Linked DNA regions of Homo sapiens: region 2 is linked to region 1. The links are chromatin loops, found by intact Hi-C in ENCODE. Cell type or tissue: MCF 10A. All regions are shown on one strand. Links, peaks and the distances in the headings refer to the core of each region. The heading gives the core; the rest is flanking DNA. Region 1 holds the start of LOC105376249 (a long non-coding RNA gene). Region 2 overlaps LOC105376253 (a long non-coding RNA gene).

Region 1 (11,768 bases), core at 2,496-10,495:
AATGAAACCCATCTGATGAGAATTTGTGGTTTGTAGGTCATGACTCCCCAGACCCTTTAGATAGGAATTTGGGCAAGATACAAAAAAAAAAATTAGAGTTTATATTTTTTGGTAACTTATCACCCTTATTTCTCTAATAAAATATTAGCCAGATTATAATTTATCAAGGGTAAAAATAGAGCTTGCAAGTTGAAGAGGACATAGGGTCCTTACATCTCTTTTACACGTTGTGACAATCTCAACATCATATCCAAAGATTCTCAGTTACAATAGCATTGGTCTTTATGATACAAAATTCCTTCATTAATGATGATAAATAATATATATTTATATATTTCTCACCATTGAGAAATATGTCCACAGCCAGGTATAGTGGCTCACGCCTGTTATCCCAACACTTCAGGAGGCCAAGGTGGGTGGATCACTTAGGATCAAAAGTTTGAGGCCATCCTGGCCAACATGCTGAAACCCCATCTGTACTAAAAATACAAAAAAAAAATATAGCCGAGCATGGTGGCAGGTGCCTGTAATCCCAGCTACTTAGGAGGCTGAGGCAGGAGAATCACTTGAACTCAGGAGACAGAGGTTGCAGTGAGCCGAGATGGTGCCACTGCACTCCAGTCTAGGTGACAGAACTGGACTCTGTCTAAAAAAAAAAAAAAAAAAAAAAAGAGAGAGAGAAATATGTCCACAATATGTTATTTATTTATTTATCTTATCAGAAAATCAAGATACTGTTGTGTAAAGCTCAAAACAAATGTCTTAGGTCTTATGCCAAGGGGTAAGTGTACAGTTGTGAAAGAGGCAGACACGCTTCTCATATTGTTGCGTCTCACCATAAAGACAAAATATTGGCCAAGTAATTCAAAGTGTTGTAAGAGCTAAAAATTATCATGGATACTCTTTACTATACTCTATCCAACATAGGCTACGAAAGAAAGATATGTACAATTTTAAGCAGAATAATTTTAAGTTCAGCACTGGTAGCTTTTTTTCCCCATAAGACAAAGCATAGCATTTTGTCAGTATAAAACGATTGCCCAGCAGAATTTCTAGAAGTATTCAGGGTGAAAATCAGTTCAGGTTAATGCCTACCATAATAAGTCAAGGTGTTCAGGGGTCAAGTAAGAAGACAAGTTTCTATCATTATAGTCTTTCCAAAGCTAAGCACCGTCTTTACCAGTTTAGCTCTAATAAACAGCACAGTGCCTGACACATGGTACCTAATAGGTTATGTCTGTTTCTGATTTTGGTTTCTTTAAATGAATAGTAGCTATTTTGAGAAACTGCAACTTGTGAAAATTAGTATTGATGCAATTAAAAAATTATATGAGACTAGGAAAAGGAAGTAAAGATAGCATGTTTACACAAATGAGCATATGAAGAGCTCTGAATCTCCAAATCCTTGATGTAAGAAGAGTAAAGAGCTGCTAATATACAGTCATGTGATGTGATAGGATTATCAAAGATTTGAGTAACCAGAAATATTTATACAGTCATGTGCCACATAATGATATTTTGGTCAACAGACAGCGTGTATGACAGTGGCTTCATATGATTATAATGGAGTTGAAAATTCCTGTTACTTAGTGACCTTGTAGACATTTAATGTTGTAGCATAATGTATTACTCATGTGTTTGTGGATATGCCAGAGTAAACAAACCTACTATGTTGTCAGTCATATAAAAGTATAGCAAATATAATTATGTGCACTACTTAATACTTGATAATGACAATAAACAACTATGTTACTGGTTTATGTACTTATTATACTATATTTTTATTGTTATTTTAGATTATACTGTTTCTACACACACACACACACAGACACACATATATATAAAAAGTTAACTGTAAACAGCCTCAGTCGGGTCCTTTAGGAGGTATTCCAGAAGAAGGCATTTTTATCATAGGAAATACAGGGGATGACAGCTCCATCCATGCTGTTGCACCTGAAGACTTTCCAGTGGGACAAGATGTGGAGGTGGGAGAGAGTGACATTGATGATCCTGACCCTGTGTAGGGCTAAACTAATGTGTATGGCCATGTCTTAGGCTTTTTTTGTTTGTTTTCTTTTTGTTTTTGTTTTTCTTTTTGTTTTTAAGATGGAGTCTCACTCTGTCAATCAGGCTGGAGTGCAGTGGCACAAGCTCGGCTAATTGCAACCTCCGCCTCCCAGGTTCAAGTGATTCTCCTACCTCAGTCTCCAGAGTAGATGGGGTTACAGGCATGCACCACAATGCCCAGATAATTTTGTTTTTTGTTTTTTGTTTTTTTGTAATTTCAGTAGTGACACGATTTCTCCATGTTGGTCAGGCTTGTCTCCATCACCAGATCTCAGGTGATCAACATGCCTTCGCCTCCCAAAGTGCTAGGATTACAGGTGTGAGCCACCACACCCAATCCGTGTCTTAGATTTTAACAAAAAAGTTTAAAATGTAAAAAAAAAAAAATTAAAAATTGGGAAAAGGGTATAGAAGGATATAAAGAAAAAATTATGTAGCTGTACAGTGTGCTTGTGTTTCAAACTAAATGTTATCACAGAAGAGTCAAAAAGTAAAAATATAAAAAGTTTATGAAGTAAAAATATTACAGTAGGCTAAGGTTAATTTATTATTGAAGAAATGTGTTTTATAAGTTTAGTGTATCCTAAGTGTGCAGTGCTTATAAAGTTTATAGCAGTGTGCAGCGATGTTCTACAATTTCACATTCACTCATCACTCACTCACAGACTCACCCAGAGCAAATTCCAGTCCTACAAGCTCCATTCATGGTAAGTGCCCTATACAGGTATACCACTTTTTAACTTTTATCTGTATTTCTACTGTACCTTTTCTACGTTTAGATAAACAAATGCTTACCATTGTGTTGTAATTGCCTACAATATTCAGCACAATAACAGGCTGTACAGGTTTGTGGCCTAGAAGCACTAGGCTATACCATAGAGCCTAGGAGTGTGGTAGGCTATACCCTGTAGGCTTGTGTTATACACACTCTGTAGGCTTATGTTATACATACTCTATAATGTTTGCACAACATCAAAATCCCCTGACAAATTATTCAGAAAGTATCCCTGACATTAAGTGATGCATAACTCTGTGTATGAGTGTATTTATAAATATATGCACACACATACATGCATGTATACAGGTATTGTGTATATATATATATACAGAGTATTATATATATAATACACTGTGTGTGTATACACACACACACACTTATACTCAAGGAACCCAAGGGCGGCTACACTCACTGTGATACAAACCCCTGAAACTATTTTTTTAATGTACAGCACAAAATAATAAAAAAGAAAAAAAAGTGTGCACTCATATATAGCTAGATACCTAACTGCACACAGAAAGGCCAGGTATGTGGGCATTCATGATGGAGATGCTGAAGGAGTTTTGCCTCACTAATTTGCCCATTATTTCACAGACATTCATTGAGCACCTACTCCATGTTACACACTGGAAAGCAGTGGAGATTAAAACAGCAAGTGCCACCATCACCCCATTCTCAGTGCTGCTCTGCTGTTAGATGGAACCTTTATCAAGTGTCAGCAATGGGACCTGGCATTTATCAGGGTGGGTGCTGCGCTCTGCTCTGCTGACAGGGTAAATTCAATACATGTCATCCCCACTGTGCTAAGATGTTTTAATGGCTTGCTCTTTCTTCTTTCCATCACCCAGGCAACTTTGTCTTTCTTTTCTCTTCAGTCCCTTTCTCCCATCCCCCAATTGCTCCCCTTTCACATTTTGGGTTCCCCTTTGCACAAGTTGCCTATGTTTGTGACTTTGAAGGAGTCACTAATTCTCTCTGTTTCTGCATACCCATCCATGAAATGTGGTAATTGACTAAATTATCCCTGATGTCTTACGCAGCTCTTAGTGCTATGCTAGCATTGTAGAATTCTGGTTTGAATTCTTCCTAAAAAGCAGAGCCTGAGACACGGGCCTTTGTGGAGGTAGTTTATTTGGGGTCATTTGCTCCTGTGGTACATGATGGATGGCCTGAGAAATAAACCAGGGAAGGTTTATTTCCAAGCCACAGGCTTGGAGGATTAGTGAAGTGTAAATTGGGAAAGAAGAAAAGCAGCCAATCCAAGGTTACTGAGCTGATTACAACTACAGAAAAACTGGAGCTTAATCCTGTTTGTGATATTTCAACAGCTGTATGGAATGTGCCTTAGAAATCTCTGAGATTGGAAAAAAGAGAATACTTACCTACTAGTTCCTGCCCATTGGTAAAGCATTGTTCCAGGAAATGTTAACACCCTATCTGTTCCCAGTGTGTGCAGACATCAGAATGGCTGATCAAGCTCTTACGGTAGATCCATGTGATTGTGCCAGATAAGCCCTGGGAGAAAAAGCAAGATATATGCAGTGCAGCCGAGATCAGGTGCTATTAGGCTACACCTGAGTACAGCTGGTTGCTATAGCAAAGACTAGAGAAAAATTGGTAGAGTAAGAGAATATGAAAGGAAAATATATGTGCAACAAAGAAGCCATTGCATTCCTCAATGTTGTCTAATGCTGATATCAAGAATTTTTGTCAAATCAGCTTTACCAGGGCACTGAACATATGGGGACTATGTCAGGAAATTTCGATATCCAACATTTCTACAAACGCACAGAATTGTTGTGGGCATGGGCTCCATTGCCCAACTTCTTCCCAGTTCCCACCTAGGTTCCTCATAACATTGATAACGATTATCAATGTGCCAGGCAATGTATTAGGCACTTTAAACATAATGTCTTTTCTAATCCCTAAATCAGTAGGATCCTATCATCAGGTTAGTACCTATAATCCCATTTTCCCATTTTACAAATGAGGAAACTAAGGCTCAGGAAAGGGAAGTGACTTTCCTCAATTTACATTACCCATGAAGACCTAAATTGAAATCCATATATATATATATATATATATATATAGCACAGGCTATTTCCAGTAGTTGAAACTATCTCAATGGACACTTGGGTTTAGACAGGGTGTATGCCTCAGTTCTAGGTCGATTATATCTCTGCCTTATCTGATGACTAATCTTGAACTCCAACTTGCTTGGCTATAGCCTTGATACCCTGCTTAGTTACTTACCAGAGACTCCAGCTGCTTGGACCTCAAACACTAGTCCAGGTATATTTTATACCAAATACTAACTCAATTTTGAACTGGAAGCCTCATAATTTTTTACTTATGCTTTTTCTCATTGGAGACCAGTCTACAACCAAGTCAGTACCCCAAACTAACTCTTGTACCTTCCAGTTTCTCGATTTGCACCTTTCCTTCTGTTGTTTCATTTTTCTCTTTATACTTTTTTCTTTCCGTAATCCATTCCAATTAGCAGATTAGGGTAAGGCACAGCAGAGAATAACAGGAATGGCTAAACTGGGAGATAAATTTGACATTATTTAAAATTAATCAGAGATTCAGGGAAGTTAATATTTAAAGAGAAAATAGCACATCTTAGTCTCCTAGCCTATCTTAGTCTATGCAGGCCTCTATAACAAATATCTTAGACTGCATAATGTATTAACAATAGATATTTATTGCTCACATTCTGGAGGCTGAGAAGCCCAAGATCAAGGTGCCAACAGATTTGGTGTCTAGCGAGGGCTTGTGCTTCATAGATGGTGCTTTCTATGTGTCCTTACGTGACAGAAGAATAAAAGAGCCGCCTCGAGTATCTTTTGTAAGGCCACTAATTCCATTCATGAAAGCACAACCCTCATGATCTAATCACCTTCTAAAGGCTTCACCTCTTAATCCTACCACAATGGGGATGAGGTTTCTACATGACTTTTGGAAGGACACATTCAAACCACAGCACAGCCTTTCTGTGCACTCATTCCCTCCCATAATGTACTTTTTTTCCTTCTAAGCTTCTTGACAATAGATCATTCAGTGCATTGGACAATCATCACTTATCTACACTTGTATAATGTAATGATCTCTTCCCTAGCCGTTGTTGACTGCGCTAAGGATCAGATCCTGATTCTAGCTAAGCTGTTCTTGGTATAGAAACAATGAGGGAAAAGGAAACTGGAAGAGGCAAGTAGGGGGTATCTGTTTTTCATGTGACAGGTAGGTGAATGTAGGTGGAAGGTGCAAGCATCTTCCACTATGTAAATGGATAAACAAAGATTACTGGTCTAATGAGAATGAGGAAGGAAACACGTTTTAATTATTTAAAAAACAGTGATAAGTGGAGAAAGATTTCAATCAGCCCTAAATGCTATGCCCAATTATCTTCCTGCACCCTTGACCACCCACGTCCCTGTCATTTGACTTATTAAAGTTACTGAATTATTTACCTGATCCATTCTCCCTTTTTTAAAAACTGGAATTATTAAAAGACATGCCTGCACTATGTTTTAAATGACATACAATTCTCTGCTTTCTGAATTTCTTTCATTTCCCAGTAGATCCAGTTGTTATAAAGTGCTTCCTTATGTTGAACGTAAAGCAGTTTCCCTGTACTTTCCACTCGTCAACTCTATTTCTGCTCTTTGGGACCAAATAAAACCAGTAAAATCCCTTCTGTTTCTACCCGCCCATCCGACATCCGAAAGAAAGCATCCCAACTCTTCTCCCCATTCCATGAAGAAGTTTTTTTTTTCTAGGCTAAAAGTGCTCAGGTTATCTTTTTGTGTGTGTGTGTGCCATAGTTTAGAATCCCATGGGTTATGCTGGTCTCTTCTATCTGGTTATAATACAAATTGTTAATCTCTCTCTCCATGTCTAGATTCGGCTGGCTCAATATGTAATGATGTGGCCCTGTTACGTGCCTGTCTCTATGGTCCTACTTACATTATAAATAATCACTGCCTTGTGATTCTAACATCAAGAAGCTACAGTACTACATGGTGGTATTATGTTTGACATCAGACATGGCCCAACAGGGGAGAAGAATATGCTTCAACAGTTAGATGATTATGTTAATACAAACTGGGATTTTTTATTATGTTTGTCTCTTTCAAGACTGAATTTGATGTGATTGCTTCTGCTGATTCAGTACTAGGTAATGGAGGCTGAAATGTATTCCTCAGAAGATCCTCCGGGAACAGCCACCTGGGACTGACAGAGAGAGTCACTGGGTGTCACTGTTGAGTCATACAAATGCACTGGCCGCTTGCTTATAGAAGTCTGGCTCCTTAAAGAAGCTAGGAGAAGGAGGTTTGGGGTGGCTGCCTGTCTCCTCCTGGTCTGTGTCTCTTCACTAGGGTCAAGATAGAGCATCCCTCTCCCAGATTTTCCCTAAGAAGTATTGAGTCAGATGTGCCCATGTCAGTGTGGGCTTTAGCTGCTGTTTAATGAGTTGATCCATCCTTGATCTGCCTGATGGTGCTGATAGGGGTCTGCTTTTATGTATGTATGTAGTAAGTGATCACACCCCCACCCTAGTCAAAGAGGTCTCCCCCGCATACCCAGGACTTGCTGAAACTTATAGCTCTCTTCAGAGCAGATAAGCCCTTCCATTCCACTGTTTGTTCCAGATTCAGACTGTGATTTCAGTCTCAGTCAAGGGTCAGTGGCACATTTCAGGTTTTTTTTTTTTTTAATGGGAGTACTGATTTTGATAGAAATAAAGACAGGTGGAATTGTAGGCATTAGCACTTTGAAGGGCAAGGAGAAAAATAGATCAAAGGAGAGACGGGCCAAAGGTTACTAGATCAAAGGTAGATAGATCAAAGGTTACTAGAGACGGCTGAGTGCTCTAGTAACCTTCTATCCAAAAACTGACCCTGTTACTAACCCAGCCTGACCCACACATAGGCCATGAACTTTTGTTACCTCAGTGACTAAATATCCTTCATGAGATGGTCACTCAGGTTCATTGGCAGGTGTTCTCAATCCCTTTAGGTGAACGTCATGAAAATGCAAATACCAAAATACCACATCCCTAAAACTTTTTCTGATGTCTGAGGAAAGCCCTAGGCATCAGTATATTTATAAACCCCACATGTCACTAAGGAATTTCTAAAGCACATTCTTCCAGTCGTGATTGACTGATTCTATGCTTTCTGAAGATTGCACATCACATTACTTTTTTTAAAATTTTTGCTTCCTCTGGAATTCAGTACTGAGTTACATCCCAAGCAATCCCTCCAAAATGCAAATATGATTGACCCTCTGCTCTCTCCTTTTAAACTCCCGAATGTCTAATCACCACACATAAGTCAAGTGTAAAGACTGTGCCCTGTTACTCATGTGCTTCCTCATTGGCCCCTGCTTATTCCAGGACAGAACAGTTTCCATCCACACACTGGTTTAAGCCAGGGGCTCCCCACTTGGCTGCACACTGAAACTACCTGTGGAGCTTTTGAAAGCACTGATGTCTGAGTCCCATCCCCAGGACTTCTGCTTTACTGGTAGGGAAAGAAGCTCAGGCATCGTGAGCTTTCAAAGCTCCTCAGGTGATTCTAATGGAACACAAAGCTTTAGAATCACTATTCTTTGGTTTTCTCCCTTCTAGAACACACATTTTCTTATCCTCCTTTGGCCAAGCCATAGCTGTTAATCCTTCTTGACTCAACCCACTGATCATCTCCTTGAAGAAATCAACTCTGAACATACTCCTCTAGTCAAGTTAAAGATTTTTCTTAGGGATTCCATAGTTTCTTGTGCTTACTTAGGCTATTGTATCAGAAATATCTATATGTCTATTTTTTTACCTCTAGACTATAAGCTTATACTGGGTAAGTGAATTAATAGAACATGTATGTCATTGTGTGCCCAGTGCACAGCACAGAACTTAGCACCTATTAAGTGCCCAGGAAATATTTTGTAGGCTGGAACTACTGTTAATGGAGAATGCAAATGAGGTAATAAATGAATAATCAGTGACAATGAAAATAATTAAACTTTACTGTGTATATAGCCAGACACAAAGTATTACAGAGTCGTTACCTTATTTTACATTCCCAAAAATTCCCATTAGAAAGAGTGATCTCCATTTTAGCTTAAGAAGTTCAGGTTTAGAGGTGGTAAGTAGATGCTGTGCAGGCATAATTTGAAGGCTGGTCTGTCTGACTTCACTTTCAGTCACTTTACTGATTGCCTCTAAAAATAGAAAGGGAAGGATATCTAACCGATTTTCTCATTGGAGTTTTTACTGGGTTCTTTTTGCCAGGCATTATATTGGCTCTTTAAATACTTCATCCTACTTAACCCACACAACAACTCTATAAATTAGTATTATTAGTCCCATTTAATTGATAAGAAAACCAAGCCTCAGAAAGAAGCAAAGTAATTCAGGCAAGCCCATATGGCAAGGAAGTAACAAATGCTATATGAAATCCTGTGGCTCTGTGCTTGTCTGTCTTTAATATTCAGAGTTGCTCACTATGCTACAATTGCCTTATAATAGATGAGGAAGAAGAAAGGCAGAGGAGCAAGTAGGAGAGAGAGAGAGAACTGACTCCAAACATAGATCAGATACAAAAATGAATTTTTGGACTGACTTTGATAAGGACAGAATACCTCAAAGACAGAATTCTTTGTCTCTATTCTTTAGCAATTTTCCCCCAAGAGTCACTGGGACAAACGAGTAAAACAACTTTTCTTTTGAAAAGATTGGTTGCTTATTCTAAGCCTGCCAAAGATATCTGAAGTGTAACCAAATCTTTGTATTTGATGCCCTTGTGATTCCTTCATTTAGACAATTAGCACAGAATCTTACAGCCCATGAGCTTTGGTTCATGATTTTTTTTTTTAAGTGATGAGCACCTGAGGCTCACAGAGGAAAAGCTTGGCAAGGGTGACCTTGCAGAATAGTGGCCAGAACCCAGTTCTTTTTATTCCCCGTCTAGTGTTCTTTAGCCATGGGTTAACTCGGTGATTAAATATGGTTAAACATGATGAATATTTTAAAAGCTACTTGGAGTTTCTTGGTTCTAAAGTACTCTGAATGCCAAACGCAACATATTTTTATTGCCTATTTCTACCACATAACAAGGCCATTTGCTCTGTGGGATCTTGGTAATAGGGATAAGTAGGAACAAACAGAGGTAAGGTACAGATTCTTTTTCCTCACTAATGTGAACAGATGGCTTACAATGGGAAGTGGATACTGGCTGCAAAGATGTGTGAACCACTGTCACCCTGTGAATCTTTGAGAAAGAGTGGAAGAGGCATCTGGAAATTCAGTGGTTGAGCCCTGAATAAAAAGACACGTTAGGCCTCTCAGGACCTGGTTAAAGTTGTGGGAAGAACATCAGATTGAGAAGCAAGTTACATCTAGTGCTTTCAGGATCTAAAACTTTAGAGAAGCTGATAAACGCTCCTGTGCCTATGCTGGCTGATGTGTTACATAAAATGGGAATTACAATATTTGCCAATGTGCAAGCATGTTAGGTACTTGCATGCATACATTTTCTGATGGTGGTTCTTTTAATCTGTTCTCTCTCTTCTTTCTCTATCAATAATTTTTCTTCAAGGCCTAACAGTGTTGTTATTTTATAATCTTTCACCAGTCTCTTAATAAGAAGTAATTTCTCTTCCCTCTCTTCATCCTGATGTGTGCATGTGTATTTGCTATGATTCTTAATTCAGCATGCTTTTACTTGTGATTTGCTATCAGTATATCTACCTCCTTTACTAAATAGTTAAGTTCTTCTGGGCAAGAGCTATGTTTTCACCATTCCTTTTTCTTCCAGTAAAATTACACAATTTGTTTTGCATAGAGAAAGTTCTTATTCACCATTGATTATGTCATGTTAAATTGTAACCATAGACACTACCTGTGTTCTTCCAGACATAAAGTCTAAAAACTGAGTGTCCATTGTGAGTTATTTGAGAAAATGGCTACAGAAATACTTGGAAATTTACCAGATTATCACAAAGGATATGGAGGCAGAAGCAGAAATCGTGGATATGAGACTGCTCAAAATATATAACTTTAGGCAATCAATTCACTTTACTGGGCCTCAATTTTCTCATCTGTAAATTGGGGATGATAGTACTTGTCTTAACTACTTCCCAGTATGATTGTAAGGATGGCATGAGATAACATTTAAAGGCATTTTGCAAACTATATAGCACTATAGATAGGTCAAGGTTGAGTATTATTTTTATTATTGTTGTAATTGCGGTTATGTGTTACATAATGATGTTGTAGTCAACAGCAGAACACATATACAATGGTGGTCACACAAGATTATAATACTGTATTTTAATGTATCTTTTCTATATTTAAGTGTGTTTAAATACAAAAATACTTACCATAATTTATAATTACCTACAGTATTCAGTACAGTACCCTGTTGTACAGGTTTGTCGTCTGGCAGCAATAGACTATACCATATAGCCTAAGTGTGTAGTGGTCTATACCATGTAGGTTTGGGTAAGTACACCTTTGATGATTACACAATGACAAAATCATCTAATAATGCATTTCTCAGAAACTATCCTCATTGTTAAGCGATGCATGACTATATTACTACATCATAACTCTCTAAAATCTCATGTGGTTTACGTAACTATAATTCTGAACTTGGTGGAGTTTTATAGTAAAAATGGTAAATAAGAGATAACTGTATTAAAAATGGCCATGTTCTTTTGGTCTCCTTGGAAATTTCCTAATGAAACAAGAACTAAAATCTGAAATCTTTAGAATGCTAACAGAGCCAGAACCAATAAACATGTATAATCCAGGCAACCTATTGGCTACTCAGAAATAATAACAGATGAGAATGGGACTGGAGACCAAGGCAGAATGATCACTTGAGGCCAGGAGTTTGAGACCAGCCTGGACAATATAGTGAGA
Region 2 (11,768 bases), core at 1,734-9,733, 1.8 Mb after region 1:
GGATGCTGTGACTACATTGAGCCCATCCAGAGCATTCAGGATAATCTCCTACTCTAAGGTCATATGATTAACAATGTTAATCCCATCTGCAACCATAATTCTCCTGTGTCACCAGGCACAGTGGTTCACACCTGTAATCCCAGCACTTTGGGAGGCTGAGGCAGGCAGCTCACTTGAGGTCAGGAGTTTGAGAGCAGCCTGGCCAACACGGTAAAACCCTGGCTCTACTAAAAATACAAAAATTAGCCAGGCTTGGTGGCACATGCCTGTAGTCCCAGCTACGCCAGAGGCTGAGGCAGAAGAATAGCTTGCACCTGAGAGGCCGAGGTTCCAGTGAGCTGAGAGTGCACCACTGCACTCCAGCCTGGGTGACAGAGCAAACTCTATCTCAAAAAAAAATAAATCTCCTCTGCCAGGTAATGTAACGTAGTTGCAGGTTCTGGGGATTTAGATATGGGTGTCTTTGGGAGAGGGTTATTATTCTGCTTCCCACAAGAGGAACCACTCATGGTGTAGTTACCACCATCTATATAAAGGTCTGGAGAGAAGTTTGGGAGGGACTGTGCCACAGAAAAAAATGATATACAAAGAAAGACTATGACTTGTGGCCAACTTGAGCCTCCAGACTAGGGAAAGGTTTCCCTTCCAAATCCTGTCAATCTATTGTCCCTCCCCCTAGCTGTAGTCAGAGTCTGTTTTGAATCATAAGTTATGTGGTTGTACATCCAGGTTGCCTAAGCAGGTGACTCATCACCATCACTGCCGGAAGCAAATCCCAAATCCTTCTCAGTCAAGTCTGGAAAAAGACAAATACTCATCCTCCCAGGACTCCATGTAGGGAAAAAGTAGGGAAACCCGCTGCTTAGATTATTCCCCTGCCCTTGCTGTCTTTCCAGAGGGTTGGGCCCATCCAGAGATGGGGAGTGGACCAGGAGTCAACAGTAGGTTTAATTGCTAGACCCTTTCTAAAGATGAAGAATCTAAAGCACAGAGAGATTAAGTAACTTGTTCACAATCAGCTGTCTAGTAAGCTGAGAAAAATAAAATTTGAATTCAGGTCCATCTGACCTCCCCGCCCCCACCCCGCCCGAAAGCTTTGTTGTTTATTCAACAAGTATTTAAATGTTTACTATGGGTCTGCCTTTATATTGGATTATAAGACTCTAAATGTTTTTATATGACTTCAATTTAAAGGAGACACTGGCATGTATTCAGACAATTAGATATAGCAGCATAGGTGTTTACAGATCAGAAAGCCTGGTAATAACAACAAACCCTGCCTTGTTAGCCAGGAAGGTTTTCCATAGAAATGGACATCTAAACTGAATCATTAGATTAGACAGAAATTATCCAGGTAAAGAGGTTAATAAAGTCATTCCAAGGAGAGGAAACAGCTTGGACAAAGGCAAATATTTAAGAGAAATCACAGAGTACATGAGAAACCACCAGGAATGGGTGAGTCTGGAGAGTATGGAGAACTGGGGGCTATAATTTTTCAATTGTCCAGATTCAAACAAAACAATCTCCATTTTTCAGACAACAAAACACAAGAACACTCTATGTCACTCACAAGCAACAGTGTATGAGAGTCAAGGAAAGCCTGAGTTTGGCTGCAGTAACAAACAAGGGTTCATTTCTCCCATGCACTACGTGTTTGCTACCGGTTGGCTGTAGCTCTGCTCCACCTTGTCTCCCCTCCAGGTCCCAGGCTGATGGAGCAGCCTCTGTCTATTTGGGACATTGTCAGTCACAATAGCAAAGATGAGGGAAGACCAAACCACATGCTGGCTCCTACAGTTTCTGCTTAGAAGTGGGGCATGTCACTTCTCTCCATTTTTCTTTGGTGAGAGGAAGTCATGTGACCAAGTCTGATTAAAACCAGGGCAGAGCAGGGAGGAGCAGCAAATATGCATGGGTTACGATGGCACCTACCACAGTGAGCCAGAATTTGGGGATGCACTGAAAGTCTGCACTTCATGTAACCACCAAAGCTCACACAGGATTTGATTTTTTTGGTTCCCGGAGGCATGAAATCATCAAAGGGAGGGAAAAGTTGAGTCCATGACATGGCATCAGCTGGACCATGGCTGTGCAAGCAGCATCCCTCCCAGGGTCTCTTCATAATAAACGAATAATAAACATTCTACTAAAATCTTTAAACGGATAGAGGAGTTTAATTATAATAATTTAATTTCAGAAGCAAAAGCTGCTTTTATACAATTACACTGAGGCAACTTTTAATTAACTTTGGAAACTTTCTTTTGCTTAGAAAATCTAATTAAAAATATGGAACTATTAACATCACACAAGATTCAGGAGGGGGCAGAAATAATATTGGGAAGGTATGGAAAAGAGACATAGAAAAGATGCCTTTAGGGAGTTAGGGTCACCTAAGTTTCCCAAAGCATTCAATAGTTCCTGTCCCTCCCTAAGCTCTTGGAACGCCAAGGAAAGTTTTTGCCAACAGTTGCTCTGTGGATTCCTGTAAGCAATGGGATGTGATGAGAGTCCTGCCTTTTCTTTCTTCTGTGTTCAGGACGCACCCATCTCTGATGTAGGGAATATGGGGCGGGGAGGGGGATTAGATTTGAGGGTCAGAGGAAATTTCAGAAAGTGAAATGACACTATAAATTAGCCCCTCCTCAGAGGGGACAGCAGGGGAGAGTCTGCTTACTTTGCAACTTACCTACTCCTAACGTGTGCCCAGGGGATAACAGCATGATCTCAACCACAGTGGTCCACGCTCCAGCAGAATCACCAGGGAGCTCTTCAGAAATACAACACTGAGGGCCGGACGCGGTGGCTCACGCCTATAATCTCAGCACTTTGGGAGGCCAAGGCGGGCAGATCACGAGGTCAAGAGATGGAGACCATCCTAGCCAACATCATGAAACCCCGTCTCTACTAAGAATACAAAAATTAGCTGGGCGTGGTGGCACACGCCTGTAGTCCCAGCTACTCGGGAGGCTGAGGCAGGAGAATCGCTTGAACCTAGGAAGCGGAGGTTGCAGTGAGCTGAGATCGCGCCACTGCACTCCAGCCTGGTGACAGAGCGAGACTCCATCTCAAAAAAAAAAAGAAAAGAAAAGAAATACAACACTGATTCTTGGGCCTTGCCCTAGATCCACTGAGTCTGAACAGGCATTTGTTATTTGTTTGGGAGGATATTTTTTAACTTTTAAGTTCAGGGGTACATGTGCAGGTTTGTTATATGGATCAACTCGTGTCACAGTGGTTTTTTGTACAGATCATTTCATCACCCAGGTATTAAGCCCAGTACCCATTGGTTATTTTTCCTGATCCTCTCCTTCCTCCTACCCTCCACCCTCCCATAGGCCCCAGTGCGTGTTGTTCCCCTCTATGTATCCATGTGTTCTCATCATTTAGCTCTCACCTGTAAGTGAGAACATACGGTATTTGGTTTTCTGTTCCTGCATTAGTTTGCTAAGGATAATGGTCTCCAGCTCCAACTATGTTCCCACAAAGGACATGATCTCATTCCTTTTTATGTCTACATAGTATTCCATGGTGTATATGTACCACATTTTTTTAATCCAATCTATCATTAATGGGCATTTAGATTGATTTCATCTCTTTGCTATTGTGAACAGTGCTGCAATGAACATACGCATGCATGTGTCTTTATGGTAGAACAATTTATATTCCTTTGGGTATATGCCCAGTGATATATATGGTTTGGTTCTGTGTCCCCACCCAAATCTCATGTCAAATTATAATTTCCAGTGTTGGAGATAGGGCCTGGTGGGAGGTGATTGGATCATGGAGGTGGATTTCTCATGAATGGTTTACCACCATCCCCTTTGTGCTATTCTCACGATCGTGACTGGGTTCTTGTGAGATCTGGTTATTTAAAAGTGTGTGGCACCTCCCCCCTCACTCTCTCTTGCCCTTGTTTCCCTCTATGTGAGATGCCTCACTCCCACTTTACCTTCCACCATGACTATAAGTTTCCTGAGTCCTCTTCAGAAGCTGAGCAGATGCCAGCACCATGCTTCCTGTACAGGCTGCAGAACCATAAGCCAGTTAAACCTCTTTTCCTTATAAACTACCCAGCCTCAGGTATTTCTTTATAGCAATGCAAGAACAGACTAATACACCCAGTAATGGGATTGCTGTGTCAAATGGTAATTCTGTTTTTAGCTCTTTGAGGAATCGCCACACTGCTATCCACAATGGTTGAACTAATTTACACTCCCACCAACAGTGTATAAGTGTTCCTTTTTCTCTGGAACCTCACCAGCCTCTGTTTTTTTGAACTTGATGCCCAGGTGTTGGCTATACACGCTAAAGTCTGAGAAGCCCCGGGCGAGGTCACAGTCATCTCCAAGTATGATCTGCCAACAACCTGCTTCAGAAGTCCTTGGGGCGTTGTCTAGAAAGCAGATCTCCAGGCCCTACCCCAAGCCTAGTGAAACAGAACCCCTGGAGGTGGGGCTCAGGGACCCATATTTCATACAAGATCTCCCAAGAGATTCTGGTATGCACTAGAGTTTGGGACAACTGACATCTTCCAAGAAACTCCCTGCTTGAGGTCAGGAAGCCTGACTGGCTGGGGAGTCCCTCAACTTCTTCTCGGCCTCAGTTTCCACAAGAGAAAAGCACCCATTCTAGGAAGCTTACTGAGTGTCCACTGAGAAAGTGGATGGGAACTGCTGTGTAAATGACAGCTGATTATGTAAATCTGAGTGTTCTTTGCTGAAGGTGACATTGTCATCCCAGGCTGGTTCCACTGAAATCAGAGAGACATTGGGGGTTAGGAGAGCCATTTGGGGGGTTAGTAGACCAAGATTCTAACCTGAATTCACCACCAACTTACTACAAGGCCTTCAGCAAATTAGACTACCCTGTCTGGTCTCAGTTTCTCAACTTTCTCACCACCAAGCAATAAAGTTGTAAAATGTGCAGGATAATCTAACCAAACTTTGAGACCTCCTAGGGCCCTGGAATCTGTCATTTGCCCTCTAGGTGGAAACCATCTTCCCAGATGAAGACAGAGGCAGAGGGGTCTCTGACAAGAATGGCTTCAAGCCTACTGGGGGGCTTTAGGAAGAAGGGGCTCTGTCCGCTGCATGTTACAGACATGTGTTTACAAATCAGTCCCTGGCATTCTTGGATTCTTCTGAAACTCTAAAAACAAAACCAAAAGGAAAACAAACAAAATTGATTCTCAAGTGGCTCAGAATCCCCCAGCCCACCTGGCCTTGTGCTTGCCCACCAAGGATTCCAAATATAACCAGCTGACCCAGATTCCTGAGCCAAAGGGCCTCCATTGGAGTTGCATAGGGCAGAGCAGTCGGGAGGAACTTTAATGTTACACTGACCCCCTGTGGAAGTCAGAGGCAGCAGCCGCTGCTCGCACCTCCAGCAGCCCCTCTCCCCTCCCCCCATTCTCCCAACCGAGCACCCCTGACAGCAGCCCCCGACCCTCTGAAGGAGGGCCACCCACCAGCTGCCGCCTCTGAGGCAGAGACCACTGGCCGAATGCGAATGCATCCTGGGGAACCCCCGCCAAAGTCAGACAGAGGACAAAGAGAGGTGGTAGGTATGTCCTCCATTCCAGCTCGCTGCCACCCACCAGCGCACCGTCTCCTGCATGGACGTCGCTACCACCTTCTCAGTGGCCTCCCAGCCCCCTCATTCATCCTCCTTTGGGGCGAGGCCTCTTTCCTGCTCAAATGCCTTCGACAGCTTTCTGTAGCCTAGGGATTAAGTTCAATCCTCGGTCTGGCTTCCAGAGGTCACCAGGATCTAGTCCCAACCTAACTCTTGAGCCTCCTTGCCCAGGCTCTGAGAGGCCAGGAGCACCCAGTTCTTCTCTCATCCCAGTTTCCCACCTCAGGCTGCCCCTCTCCCTCCTGACACCTCCCTGCCTGCCCCTGTCTCCTCTTTCCAGTCCCTCCCAGACTTCGAAGCACAGCAGAAATGCTGCCTCCCGGAGACACCTTCCCTGGTCACTCAAGCTCTTTACAGTAGCAGGAGGTCAGAGGCCAGCTTTGCACCAGCTCCTCCTGCCTCTTGCCAGATGTGCTACAAGTCACTTCCACTCTCAGAGCATCAGTTCTCTCAGACGGAGATGGAAATAATAACCCCAGCCCAGCCTAGCTCAGGGGACGGGTACTGAGATGTCACAAGATAATGGAGAGCTCTGAAAATGGTTAAGTATATGCCTACATTACCTTATGTTACAATGGTTTGTACCATGGTGGGTTTTGGGGTTTTTTTTGGTTTTTTTTTTTGGTTTTTTGTGTTTTTTTTTTTTGTTTTTTGAGATGGAGTTTGCTCTGTCACCCAGGCTGGAGTGCAGTGGTGCACTCTTGGCTCACTGCAACATCTGCCTCCTGAGTTCAAGCAATTCTCCTGCCTCAGCCTCCCAAGTAGCTGGGGCTACAGGCACGTGCTGCCACACCCAGCTAATTTTTGTATTTTTAGTAGAGATGGGGTTTCACGATGTTGGCCAGGCTGGTCTCAAACTCCTGACTTTAGGTGATCCACCACCCTCGGCCTCCCAAAGTGCTGGGATTATAGGCATGAGCCACCATGCCCGGCCTTGTACCTCATTTTGCCTTGCATCAGGTAGGGATTTTGTTTCACACACTAACCTCAGATAACTGAGAGTGGCCACTGGAGCCAGTGAACGGCAGGGTCAGGCCTGGGACCCTGAGGTCCAACTCTGTGTTAGATGCTGGAGACACCAAGATGTCCGCAAAGAGCCCTCCATCAGTGAAGGAGACAGATTCATGAGGATTACAATTCAGGTTGATAAGGGCTGGGACAGAGGTAGACAGGCACCTAGCAGGGCCCTGGACCCGGTCTCTGGTGTTAGGAAAGGCTTCTGGAGGAGGTGATATCTGAACTGGGACCTGAAGGACCAGGGTGTGTTAGCCAAGAGAAGAGCATGAGGATGGGCAGGAGAGCTACAGGTCTCTGCGTGCAATGACCCCAATGCGGGGACACCTTAAGAGTGCAGTGTGGCCAGCAACGCAGTGGGGGCCTGATCATGCAAAAGACTCCAAACATGAGCACAGTGGGCCCTCTGCCAGCTTCTGAAGAAGAAAATGACATGGCCAGATTATTATCTGAGAAGCATTCCTCTGACTTCAAGATGCAGAGCAAATGTGTGACTGGGGACAGGGGGGAGCCAGAGAGAGTGTGAGGCAGTCATTCCAGCCAACAAATTCCCCATCTTTGGGCTCCGATCAGCAAAGGAAAGCCCCACTTAATGCTGCAAGGGGAAAGGCCTGTAGAAATAAGGGAACCACAAATACACTCAGATTCACAGGACCCAAGAGGACCTTAAACATGGTCCCTTCCAAATCCAGCTCCCAGCACCTGACTTCTGTCTTCATCCTTCAGCCTCTGCGTGCCGTCATCCCCGATCAGGGAACTTGTTACCTGCCCAAACAAAGCATTTCCCAAGGAGAAATGTGCCCCAAAGCATATGGGGATGATGGAGACGTGCTGAAAAAAAAGGCATTCTCTGAACCATGAGCCAAGACACGTGGGAGTCATTAGTGCGCAGAGCCCAGAATGGTGAGCGCATGTCCCTCACTCGACCTCTGCCCCATTCTGCCTGGTTATGCCACATTCCCCTGAGACCTGCAGGCATGAGATGTCAGTGGGAAGGAAGAATAAAACCCGCCAGCATGAGGCCCCAGGCCAATGGCCATGGCACTCACAGGTGAGTTGGGCCGGAGGACACAGAATCCTGTCGATGAGAATGAGCTTCCGGAAAGGGGAGGTGGCATCAGCATCCTCAAAGGTGAGTTTCAGAAAAGTCCTTCCGATGTGAGGAGGAGGATGAGTGGGAGGAAATAAACCAGCTGTATGACACCAGGGAGTATTTACTGTGTACCAGGCCATGCCCTCAACACGTTGCACGTTTATTAGCTCACTTCCTCCTCACCAGAAGCCAATGAAGCAGGTACTTCTATAATCCCCATTTTCCAGATGAGGAAGCTGAGGCCCAGAGAGTTTAAGGAACTTGCCCAAGGCTACCCAAGAGTAGGTATGCAGAGTGAGTGGACAAGAGCCAGGCCAGCCTCAAGGAACAGAGCCAGAGCATGTCAGAGCCCCAGGGATGGGGCTGCTTGAGGGGTAGGCGGCTCTACCTTGTGAGGCTGAGCTGGAAAACAGGACCCAGCCAGAGTTTCCTGCTCTGCCATTCTGCAGCTAGATGAGCTCTGGCAATGAATGTCTCCTCTCAGTTTTCTCAGCTGCAAAATGGGCATGATGAGCCTCATCAGCCAGACCTCTCATGAGGATGAACAGGAGAAGGAATGCCCAGCCCAGAGTAGGGACCCACGAGGGCTCCTTCACTTCCCTCCCCTGCAGGCAGCTTGCTGAGCCCCATGGGCACACAACCAAATATCAGGAGCTGGCAGTCAAGAGCAACTCCCCTCCCCTGCCGCGTTTCCTGCCTCACAGCCTCATTCACTGCCCTTACCATGGAGGACACCATGGCCAGCATTTAGGAATCGCCCTGGGGTCTCGTTGTGTGAAGTGAAAGCGTGTTGTGGAGGACATTGTTCATCACAGCTGGGAGACGCCCCTCTCAGAGATCCAGGAGTGCCTCTCAGCCTCTCCCAGGAACAGCTGTGGCTCCTTTGGGCAACAGCAAACAAGTTGTAGATGCTCCTTTTACTCTTTGCTTTACCTACTAGGGAGCTCAGAGCCATGTATACACTGTGATCATCCAGCCCTACCAGTTTCCCAGTACCCACTGAAAGGAAACAATGTGGAGGTCTTTTCTACCAGTGCAGATGGCTTCCCAGCATACATTTTGGGGAACATATACTCCCTTGGGTACATCTTATGTTGCTATACTTGTTTACTCCTAGCCCCAATGACCTTATGCTTTTATTCCCCCAAAATAAAAATACACACATGCCATTTGAAATTCCACCCCCTCAAAGGTGAATGTTCATGTCAACATTTTGGTAGACATCCTTCTAGATGGGCATAAAATGAAAGTATAATTTTATAAAAACAACATCATATAATTGACTCAACTATATGTCATAGCTTTTCATTTCAATGAATATAAATCCACATGACTGCACAGTATTCTATAATATGGATTGCCATCATTTATTTAGCCAGATTCCTGTTTCTATGTACTGTAGGCTCTTTCTCATTTTTGGTCATTATAGAGCAAGCAGCCATGGAATTCCCAGTGTGATTATTTCTCCCATTTGTGTGATATTCTTCTTACAAAAAATTCTTAGAAATAGTCTCATGTTTTTAATCCGACAGTACTGTTTGCATTTTGTAAGAGAAATATTTATAAAATAAAATGATATTTTTGTCCATTTATCAAAATAATAGAATATTATTTCACCATAAAAAAGGGATGAAGTACCGATACGTGCTACAACATGGATAAACCTTGAAAACATACTAAGTGAAAGAAGCCAGTCACCAAAGACCATATATTGTATGACTACATTTATATGACATGCTCAGAATAGGCAAATCGAGGGCTACAGTAGAATGGAAGGTTTGGGGATGATGGCTAAAGGGTATCAGGTTTTCTTTTGGGGAGATGAAAATATTTGAAAATTGATGGAGGGGTGGTTGCACAATTCTGTGAATCCCATTCAATCGTACCACGGAATTGTACAGCTTAAATGGGTTATTTGAACAGTATGTGACTTGTATCTCAATGAAGCTGTTATAAAAATAAAGAAAAATAAACTGTAAACAAATCTCCAGGAGCCTGAAAGGAGACAAGAGGCCTGCGGGGGGACAGGGAGGGAGAGGGATTGGCATCGCAGGGTTCCTCATCCTGGGAAAAAACCAGGAGGCAGCATCTCGGCCCCACACGCCAAGGTGGGAGCAACGGTGTCAGGAGAGTCCCTCTGATGTTGAGGGGGGCCCAGGAGACATCTGCAGGGCCTCCCACCAACCCAGATGGCTGTTCCCAGGCCCACTTTCCCAAGCAATTGGCTCCCACCAGCTCTGAAGGCTGTGACACAGGCAGAGCCTTCTCTGGCACTCATGTGGTAGATGACGAAGCTCTCTGATTACAGCCGCCTTTGATCATTTCCCTGAAAGTCACTAATAAAAGCCAGGCAGCAACAAACAGAAAAGAAGAGGAGGGAAAAGAGCTCTTTAAGTCCCAGTGGCTGGGAAGGGTGGGAGGAGAAAATGGAAGAGGATTGGGCTGAATTTTGGGGATCACCCGGGGGGGTGCTCCTAGTGGAAAGTGGGTATAGCCAATAATTCCACCCGCAGCTTCACACTGGTATCTGCCTCCAAGTGCCTGGCAGATTCTACCATCTGCACTCCAACAGCTGAGAGCACAGGGCAGAGGGCAGTTGGTAGCCACAAGACGCCAGGTAGCCCCCATGCTCCCCTCTTTTCTGTCACCCTCCCAAGAGCCTTCCCCACAGTCAGCCCACTCAGTGGGTTAGAATAGCACCTGGGTTTAGAGTCAGGAGGGCCTCCAATCCCATTTCCTAGCTCCAGGACCCTGAGCAAGTAACTTTCCCTCTCTAAGCCTCAGTTTTCTCACCTATAAAATGGGAGTGATGGCCACAATCTTCATCTTGTTTATTTCCCTGTGCATTATGAAGATCAAATGAGCCACCAGACGAGTCCCTGAACACCAGACTGACTGCTCCAGAATCCCTGTGGATACATACTAAAATACAGATTCCTGGGCCCCCACCCCAAAGAAGAATGGTTCACAGGAAATGGAGTGGGACCCAGGAATCTGTACTTGGGAGGAAAAAGCTTTTCTAGCACTTTTGGTGGGTGGCCAAGCATGGGGGACCTCTACTTTACAAACCAACAGATGTGGCCTCTCAGTCTAAGAGGCAGAGATCTGCCATCAAAGACAGTGCTGTCTGATCCTGGTGAGCAGCTCTCAACTGGACCAAGTTACTTTCTGACTCTGAGCCTCAGTTTCCTCACCCAGAAAGTGGGGGCTCTCACCTCTTTTTCAGGTTTCATAGATTAAGGACATGAAATGCTTAGCACATCATGGGTCTTCAACAAATGGTAGCTGTTATCAGTTTGTTGTTGTTGTTTTTGTGTTTTGTTTGTTTTCCGAGATGGAGTCTTGCTCTGTCTCCCAGGCTGGAGCGCAGTGGCACGATCTTGGCTCACTGCAATCTCTGCCTCCCGGGTTGAAGTGATTCTCCGCCTCAGCCTCCCAAGTAGCTGGGGTTACAGGTGCCTACCACCACACCCAGCTAATTTTTGTATTTTTAGTAGAGACAGGGTTTCACCATGTTGGCCAGGCTAGTCTTGAACTCCTGACCTTGTGATCCACCCACCTCGGCCTCCCAAAGTGCTGGGATTACAGGCGCTCAGTGAGCCACCACTCCCGGCCAATGGTAACTTTCAGGAGTGGGATTCGAACCCACGCCTCCAGGGCAGACTGCGACCTGAACGCAGCCCCTCAGACTGCTCAGCCACCCTGACCAGCTTGCTGTTATTAGTTTTATGTTGGCTGATAATTTTATTACTATTATAGACCGTTAGTTTAAGTTCAGCTTACTCAGAACATAAACATCATCATTTTTGTTGTCCTTTACCTAAAATTTTTCCTTAGTCTTTTTTTTCATCCCAAAAGCAATATATGTTCAGTGTAAAAATTCAAACAATCTGGAAGCATTGAATCCCACTACTCATAGTTCCGTGCATAATCTTGCAGACATTTCTCTATAAACAGGAATAAACATTGCTTTCATTTCATACACACACGCACACACACACACACACACACACACACACATACAATT

What was found. Peaks named below come from ENCODE experiments on the same cell type or tissue, not always from the same donor. Only the 100,000 strongest peaks of a DNase experiment are listed, where the experiment ranks them.
Region 2: a loop joins it to region 1, with 7 times the contacts of the local background. A loop is called at or near these places in 2 of 110 quality-filtered maps.

What each region holds. Positions count from the first base shown.
Region 1 is chr9:118,588,828-118,600,595 of GRCh38, forward strand. It overlaps LOC105376249 (a long non-coding RNA gene), which reads right to left and starts at 8,345. Exons shown (of 3, transcript XR_930297.2): 1 at 8,314-8,345; 2 at 5,260-5,389; 3 at 4,168-4,360. In MCF 10A, for the core only: a CTCF peak has its summit at 7,082; a DNase peak (open chromatin) is centred at 7,104.
Region 2 is chr9:120,343,710-120,355,477 of GRCh38, forward strand. The region is part of intron 2 of LOC105376253 (a long non-coding RNA gene); the gene reads right to left. Among named protein-coding and RNA genes, the nearest start is that of MIR147A, 100 kb to the left of the region's middle. In MCF 10A, for the core only: a CTCF peak has its summit at 5,348 (motif pointing left); a DNase peak (open chromatin) is centred at 5,332.